Linked DNA regions of Homo sapiens: region 1 is linked to region 2. A link is an interaction called in ENCODE POLR2A ChIA-PET data of the cell type or tissue named here. Cell type or tissue: GM12878. All regions are shown on one strand.

Region 1 (4,000 bases), 77 kb before region 2:
TGGGGTCTCACCATGTTGGCCAGTCTGGTCTTGAACTCCTGACCTCAGGTGATCCACCCGCCGCAGCCTCCCAAAGTGCTGGGATTATAGGCGTGAGCCACCGTGCCCGGCCAATAGTTTGAGCTCTTATAATAACATTTACCATGCTGTACTAAAATTATTCCTTTACAGGCCTGCCATCCTGATTTGACTGTGAGCTCCTCGAAAGGAAGGACCATCCAGAGCATCCATTTTCCATGTCCAGCACCTAGCACAATGGGTATTTAAACAATGATGGGTACTTGGAGAGACTCATCCTTTTTTCACTGGTTCCTTTCTGTCATTACTGGGGCTTCTTTGAGCTTCTTTCCTCATTGATCAAATCTGCCAGTACCTCAAGACTTTTAACAGTATCTAAAACTGGGAACACTTGCTGTGCCTTCTGTATGTCCCAGGCTTGGGATATAAAGACGAATGAGAGATAATACCTGCCCTCAAGGAACTCAGGCTTTAGTGAATCTAAGCTCCTCTGGATGGCTCATTTCTCATCTTGCTACCCATAAGCTTGTCCTTAGTATCCTTTTCCCCCACCTAAAATGCCCTCTTTATTGACATGTATGTAATATGCAGTATCATCTCATAAATAATTGCTTTAATGTCCATAAGATAGTGATTGCTTATCTTTTAGAAGTGGATTCTCTGTAATAAGGTTTTCTCAAGTCTCTCTAAGTAGACCATGCCTGATATACAGTGTTAGGTGAAAATGTGGAAAATGTTTTACAGGGAAAATAATTCATCAAAGTCTACAGTACCCTGCTATTTCCCCACTTTCCTCTCACCCAACTGCTCCTTGGTGCGCAGGGTGTTGAAGCAAGGTTCCGAGATAATCTGACAGAAGAGCTCCAGAAACATATTCTCTGAGGTGCTTTGCATGTCTGTTTGGTAGTATATCTCGATGCCACAGTTATTGTGAACTTCATTTCTCTGCTGATAAACAAACCATCCTCCTAGGAAGTTTCAAAAAGACAGCAGCAAGTTCAAAAACTTATTTGGGGTTTAATAAAGTCAATGCTATGTCTGCCCACACTTACAGATGATAATTTAGACATTAATAGAAAAGGGAGGTAGAGAAGCCTGGAGTTGTATTTCATTGATTTCACTTTTCTGATCATGTCCAACTTTGACCAACAGTCAAACTTACTAATTATAAATTGGCAGCACTAAGTTCCCTCTCATCAGAAGGAGGGGAGCCAGTGCCATGGCTCACATTTATAGTCCCAGCTACTTGGGAGGCTGAGGCGGGAGGATCACTTGACCCCAGGAGTTTGAGGCTGCAGTGAGCTGTGAGTATACCACTGCACTCCAGACCAAGACACAGAGTGAGACCCTGTCTCAAAAAAAAAAAAAAAAAAAAAAGCAGAGAGAGAGGAACGTGGCCTGTAAGCCTCTCTCCCTCACCCACCTCACATCCTTCTAGCCTTTTTGTACTTTTTTTTTTGAGACAAAGTCTTGTTCTGTCACCCAGGCTGGAGTGAAGTGGTGCCATCTCAGCTCACTGCAACCTCCGCCTACTGGGTTCAAGCAATTCTCTTGCCTCAGCCTCCTGAGTAGCTGGGACTATAGGCATGTGCCCCCACACCTGGCTAATTTTTCTATTTTTGGTAGATACGGGGTTTTGCCATGTTGGCCACGCTGGTCTTGAATTCCTGACCTCAGGTGATCCGCCTGCTTTGGCCTCCCAAAATGCTGGGATTACAGATGTAGGCCACCACGCCTGGCCCTTTTCTTTTTTTTTTTTTGAGACGGAGTCTGGCTCTGTCACCCAGGCTGGAGTGCAGTGGTGCAATCTCGGCTCACTGCAACCTCCATCTCCTGGGTTCAAGCAACTCTCCTACCTCAGCCTCCCAAGTAGCCGGGATTACAGGTGCCTGCCACTATGCCCAGCTAATTTTTGTATTTTTAGTAGAGACGGGGTTTCACCATGTTGGCCAGGCTGGTCTCAAACTCCTGACCTCAGGTGATCCACCCACCTCAGCCTCCCAAAGTGCTGGGATTACAGGTGTGAGCCACTGCACCCGGCTGCCTGGCCCTTTTCATATATATTCTAAAACATCTTCTCGGTTGCAGTGAGCTGATATTGTGCCACTATACTCCAGCCTGGGTGACAGAGTAAGACTCCGTCTCAAAAAATAATAACAAAAATAAAGATAAATAAAACATCTCCTTTATAATGCTTGAAAATTTTCCTTTTCACTTGAGACAGTCTGTCACTCTGGCACCCAGACTGGAGTGCAGTGGCACAATCATGGCTCATTGCAGCCTCAACCTCCTGGGCTCAAGCGATCATCCCACCTCAGCCTCCTAAGTAGCTACAGGTGTGCGCCACTATGCCCAGCTAATTTTTTTTATTTTAAATTTTTTGTAGAAACAAGTTCTATTTTACCCAGCCTAATCTCAAATTCCTGGCTTCAAGCAATCTTTTTACCTTGGCCTCCCAAAGTGCTGGGATTATAGGAATGAGCCACCACCCAGGCCTGAATATTTTACTTTTAAATACTAAGTGCCTTTCCATGGAGAGTTAAGTGAAGAACTATTTAAAGATTCACATCTGATCAGCTGGCTAATTCAGCATGATTTCCTACCACTTAGCATTTTGAGAATGAGATGTGAACTGGGCTATTTTTGAACATGGAGAAATTTGGGAGGGTACTTAGGAGGCAAAAGAGATTAAGATCCTAGGAAAGGAGACAGAAAGAGGGAAGTAGAGTCAAAAGAAGTAAGAAGGATGAATTGCACTTTGAAATATTGTTTCTACACTGGCCTCACTTTGAAGTCAACTGTTATGGCTCTTGCATAGAATATCCTGAGTCTTTCTCTAATTGTAGTGGGATCAGCACATCCTGAGTCTTGTCCTGGTTTTAGTGACTGAGGAATAAACTGGCAAAAGTTGGAAATAAACCACTACCAGATCTGTGATGACTGGTCATGCACAACAGCAGAGCTGGGCTCAACGTATCTCTAAGCATTCAACAAAGGTATCCTGAAGTAATAATATGTTCCAGTTGCTTTAGAAGCTACTCAAATGAACTAGACACAGACTTTGGCTTTAAGGAATGTACAGTCTAACAAGAAGATGGAGATGCACTTCAATCCCAACACAAGAGAAGTGCTAAGTAGCTTGAATAGGGAGGTTCAGAAAAATTGTGCTGCAAGTCCAGAGGTAGATGTGATTATTTCTAGCTGGGAGTTTTAGAAAAAGTTTAGTGGAATAAGTAGCTTATAAAATAGGCCTGGAAGGAGAAGTAGGATGTAGGCACTGGCCCATGAAGAAGAAGGGGGAAAGGAGAACACCATTTTGGGAGGATAAAATAGCTGGGGGGAAAAGGCAGCACAGATGGTTCATGCATAGGGAACAACCAAACAATCAAGCTTGGCCAAAAAAAGCTTCTCTTCCTTCATTTAATATACCTTCTATTACACAGTTTTGAGCAATATTGACAATAATGCTTAATGAGTTTTTATCAGAAGAAGCCACTGTTAATGTAAAAGTAACCCAACATTGTAAACCCCAATATATAAATTCAATAAAAGTCTTTGTTAATCCCTTATAAAAATATACTTGTAATGATTACATGTTATCTGCACCTGTGGGTTTCCTAAAACTATTTCTGCCAAAGAATCCTATGGGTTTCCAATTAAATATTATAATTCCAGTTTCCATTTTTATAAATGTATTTTATTTCATGACTCATAGTCAATACCTTTGTGATATTTTTACTTCCTAATTCCCCTTCATTCAAGTACCCGTCAATTCCAGTATCATTCTCTTCAAAATTATTGCCTATCTCCAATTTTACTTATTTGGCCCTCCTACCAAAAATTTTTTTGGCAGAATTACCTATCTCTAATCATAATTCTGTAAATAGGAGAGGTTCCCAAGTAAATCTTTGGCGTAAAACTATACCAAATTCAGCCCACCTGTAATCACCCACACTGTTATGTCAAAATAGTCCATTCCCAA
Region 2 (4,000 bases):
TGCAAATGGTTACAAAAATGAGTACACCAGAGCCCTTGTTTTGAAGGAACCTAGACTAGTGATGAAGTCAGATATAAAAACAGGTCATTATCTTTTTTTTCTACTTTTTGAGACAAGGTTTCACTCTGTCACCCAGGCACAATCTTGGTTCACTATAGCCTCAACATCCCGGGCTCAGGTGATCCTCCCACCTCAGCCTCCCCAGTAGCTGGGACTATAGGCACTCACCACCGTACCCAGCTAATTTTTTGTTTTGTTTTATAGACAGGGTTTCGCCATGCTGGCCAGACTGGTCTCGAACTCCTGGCTTCAAGCAATCCACCCGCCTTGGCCTCCCAAAGTTCTGGGACTACAGGCATGGGCCACCGTGCCTAGTCTCTAGGTAATTTTTTTGTAGAGATGGGGTTTTGCCATGTTGTCCAGGCTGGTCTTTCAAACTCCTGGGCGCAAGAGACTGCCGCCTTGGCCTCCCAAAGTGCTGGGATTACAGGCATGAGACACTACACCCAGCCCAGGTCATTATCTTTTAAGTGTGGTGACAAAACTTTCCCTGGGGCACTATGGGAGTAACCCTGTCTAGGAGGGGGAGTAGAAGCACACCAAATAAAAGGCAAGGGGACAATCAATCAAAGTAGAAGGGAATTCGTGAGCGAAGCCTGACAATGAGGAAAAAGCATGAGGAATACAGTGGAAAAACAAGAAGCGTGGTGCTAATGAACTACAACAGGAACTCCAGGTCAAGATCATGGACTAAGACATGTAAAGGCCTAAATTTCAGGTTTGCAAAAACAAATCCCCAAATATAAGGTCATTTCCAAATTCCACACCAAGAGTAAATTTTACTCTGCAAAGAATCTTTTATTCAGGTGACCTTTCAGTCTTTCTCATCTCTCTTTAAAGTGTTTCATGATCAATATAGTAGCAGATTGGGAAATTTTACTTTGCTTTTTGCTTCCTACTCACCTCCATTGGTCTCTCACAAATTTAAAGTCAGACCTGATTTAGAAATAATGACCTATAAACCTGAACAGGTGAGTGATCACGTTAATAGTGAATTACAAACCAAAACCTCCCTTCTGTGGAATCCATCCACCCACTCCCAAAACCATAGGTGGAAGTCAAGGCCTATAGCACTCATGCATGTGGAGGAGGAGCCCAGAGAGAAAAGGCATGGAATCAAAACCACACCACATAACATTCCCAGTTCCTTGCAGAAGGTAGAGGTAAATAAGCAGAGGGTGACAAGATAGTGGTGGTATGAGCCCAAGGATGCCTCAACATATTAATGCTTAAGACCATATACCCCAAGTACTATTAATAATACATGAACTAAAAAATAACAACATGTCTTAGGGAACCACCTACCCAAAGCTCTTCAGTTATAGGAACAGGTACACCTAACTTCATACACCAGCTAGATCATAAAGTTGGGTACAAAATAAAATCCTGTTAAACTTATTCACCCCTGATGTTTTGCCTTTGTGCCAGGCAGAATATCAGCTATCGTAACTCTATGTCCTGGCCCTCTGGAAAGGAGTTTATGATCAACAAATAAACCCTTAAATGAAGTAGGGTGGTTGCAATTTAAAGAAATTCTAAAGTAGTATCATTCTAGAGAGAAGTGCTTTTGCAAATGTTGTTTTAGTTTGATGCATGCCTATCAATGGTTGTTCATTCCAAAAGTGACAAGCTTAACACAGAACACTTTATAGAAACGTTATAAAGTTTAAGCAAGTGAATAAAACCTCTGTTTTAGACCTTGTGCCACAGAGGTAACTATAGAAAGTTTCTTGTAGTTTGGGTACCAAGGGTGTTTCACAAGTATCCTTCTTCCACATGGAGTTTTCAGGGCTGTTAGGAAATGTAAGATATAGGCCGGGTGCCGTGGGTCACGCCTGTAATCCCAACACTTTGGGAGGCCGAGGTGGGCAGATCACCTGAGGTCAAGAGTTTGAGACCAGCCTGGCCAACATGGTGAAACCCTGTCTCTACTGAAAATACAAAAATTAGCCAAGCATGATGGCGCATGCCTGTAATCCCAGCTACTTGGGAGGCTGAGGCAGGAGAATCACTTGAACCCAGGAAGCGGAGGTTGCAGTGAGCCAAGATTGCGCCACTGCACTCCAGCCTGGGTGACAGAGCGAGACACCATCTCAAAAAAAAAAAAAAAAAGATAGAATACCATTGTACAAATCTAATCCTAACAATCACTCTCATTTTTTTAAAGTGTCATAGGCTTTATAAACTGTTCATTTAATCCTTCCATTCTCCTTAAGTGGTGGGTCGTAACAGCTGTTCGCAGTCATCCTCTTCAACTCCAAATGAGAAACAAAAGCTCAGTCAGTGCTTGCATACTAAAGTATAACCAAAAAGAAAAAAAAGAAAAGATAAGTGGTTAAGTGACTTGCCCAAGGGCAAGCTGATTGTGGTAAAGCTGGAACTACAGAGAAAGAGGAAGCGTGGGAAGGGGAGGGACAGAGGTGGTGCTGAAGGAAATCATACACTGGTTTATTCTCCAGCTCCTGTTTATCACCCTCACAGTCCTTCCCTAGCCCCATTCTTCTTCCCTTACAATCCCAAATAACAAAAGCCAGGAAACAAAAATTAAACTAGGTCAAAATAAATGCTCCAAGGAAAGTTTTCAGTTTTTCACTCCTTCTTCTGCATATAAAACACAGGTAGTAGGGGGAGTCTGCAATGCTTCTAATCTACCAAAGGAATCCCTTAGCTAAGAACCATAATACATGGCAGGATTAAATGTATAACAGGTTTAAAGCAAGAGAGTATATGTACAGAACTGACTCATGCATGAAAGGAAACATAAAAACAAGTACTACAGTAGACATGAATGGGTTTAAGTATACTATTTTTTAAAAGTATACATTAAACCATATAATCAGAAAAAAGAGAAGAAAATCATAATCATCTTGGTAGCTGCAGAAAAGTACTTAAATTCAACAACCATTCACGTATTTTTTTAAAGTCAGCAAACTGGAATTAAATTTATCCATTTTAAAAAGAATATCATAGAAACTATGGTAATTATCATACTCAATGGTATACTCAATAGTTTACATTACAATTAATGTAAACAATCTCCCGCCCTCCCCCACCAACACGATGCCACTAACACTTCTTCTATTTCAACATTGTATTGGTAGTTCTAACCAGTCCAAATAAACCAAGAAAAAGAAACAAAACACATAGAGATGGGAAAGGAAAGAGGAAAAAAATTAACATGATTCTCAAGCAATATGATTATGTATATAGAAAATCCCAAGAATCTACTGACAACTTCCACTTCTGGGTAGGATATAGCAGCTCATGGCAAACTAATTCAGCTTCAACAACTAGAAAAGGCCATGATAAATTACAAAAATCACATTTGCAAAGATGTTGGAAAGTTGTGCAAGCAACAAGGATTGGATAAACTAGTTCCAGAAAGGTGAGCAACCTCTGAGGTGAGCTGATAATCATCATTCATTTTCTTATCTGGGAATATCTGCTAATTCTGAGTGCAGACTGAAGATCATGCTTGCCCTAAGCAAAGGGACTGTACTGGACGAAGAGGTATTATTGAGGCTTCAGTGGTGGCATGAAGTTGGTGTGACAGATTAAAGTCCCAGGAGGTCCCAAATTTGCAACTAACTTTCCCAACAGAAGATTTTCTGAGATACTACTATGTATTTACCAGAATGGCTAAAAAGAAAAAGAGGGCAAATACCAAGTGTTAGAGAAGTTAACAAACTCTCACACACTGCTACAGACATGCAATTTGGTATGGGTACAACCATTTTCAAAAACTGGCACTATACACTAAAGCTCACACTATGACCTAACAATGCTAGTAACAGATAAATAACCCAAATAAATGCATTTATATGTTCATAGCAACACTATTCAAACTAGCCCAAACCAGAAATGATCAAATGACAATCAACAGTGAAATGATAAATTGTACATGCACACAATGGAAAGTATACAGCAATAAAAAGGAATA

What was found. ChIA-PET counts read pairs that join two places held together with the same protein. Peaks named below come from ENCODE experiments on the same cell type or tissue, not always from the same donor. Only the 100,000 strongest peaks of a DNase experiment are listed, where the experiment ranks them.
Region 1: POLR2A ChIA-PET joins it to region 2 with 7 read pairs; 3 of 35 experiments call an interaction of 5 or more read pairs at or near these places.

Annotation. Positions count from the first base shown.
Region 1 is chr10:92,464,858-92,468,857 of GRCh38, forward strand. IDE (insulin degrading enzyme) reads right to left here. Exons shown (of 25, transcript NM_004969.4): 20 at 819-986. Among named protein-coding and RNA genes, the nearest start is that of IDE, 110 kb to the right of the region's middle. In GM12878, no CTCF peak of the experiment used is centred here; no DNase peak of the experiment used is centred here.
Region 2 is chr10:92,542,078-92,546,077 of GRCh38, forward strand. All of the region lies in intron 1 of IDE (insulin degrading enzyme), which reads right to left. Among named protein-coding and RNA genes, the nearest start is that of IDE, 30 kb to the right of the region's middle. In GM12878, no CTCF peak of the experiment used is centred here; a DNase peak (open chromatin) is centred at 2,434.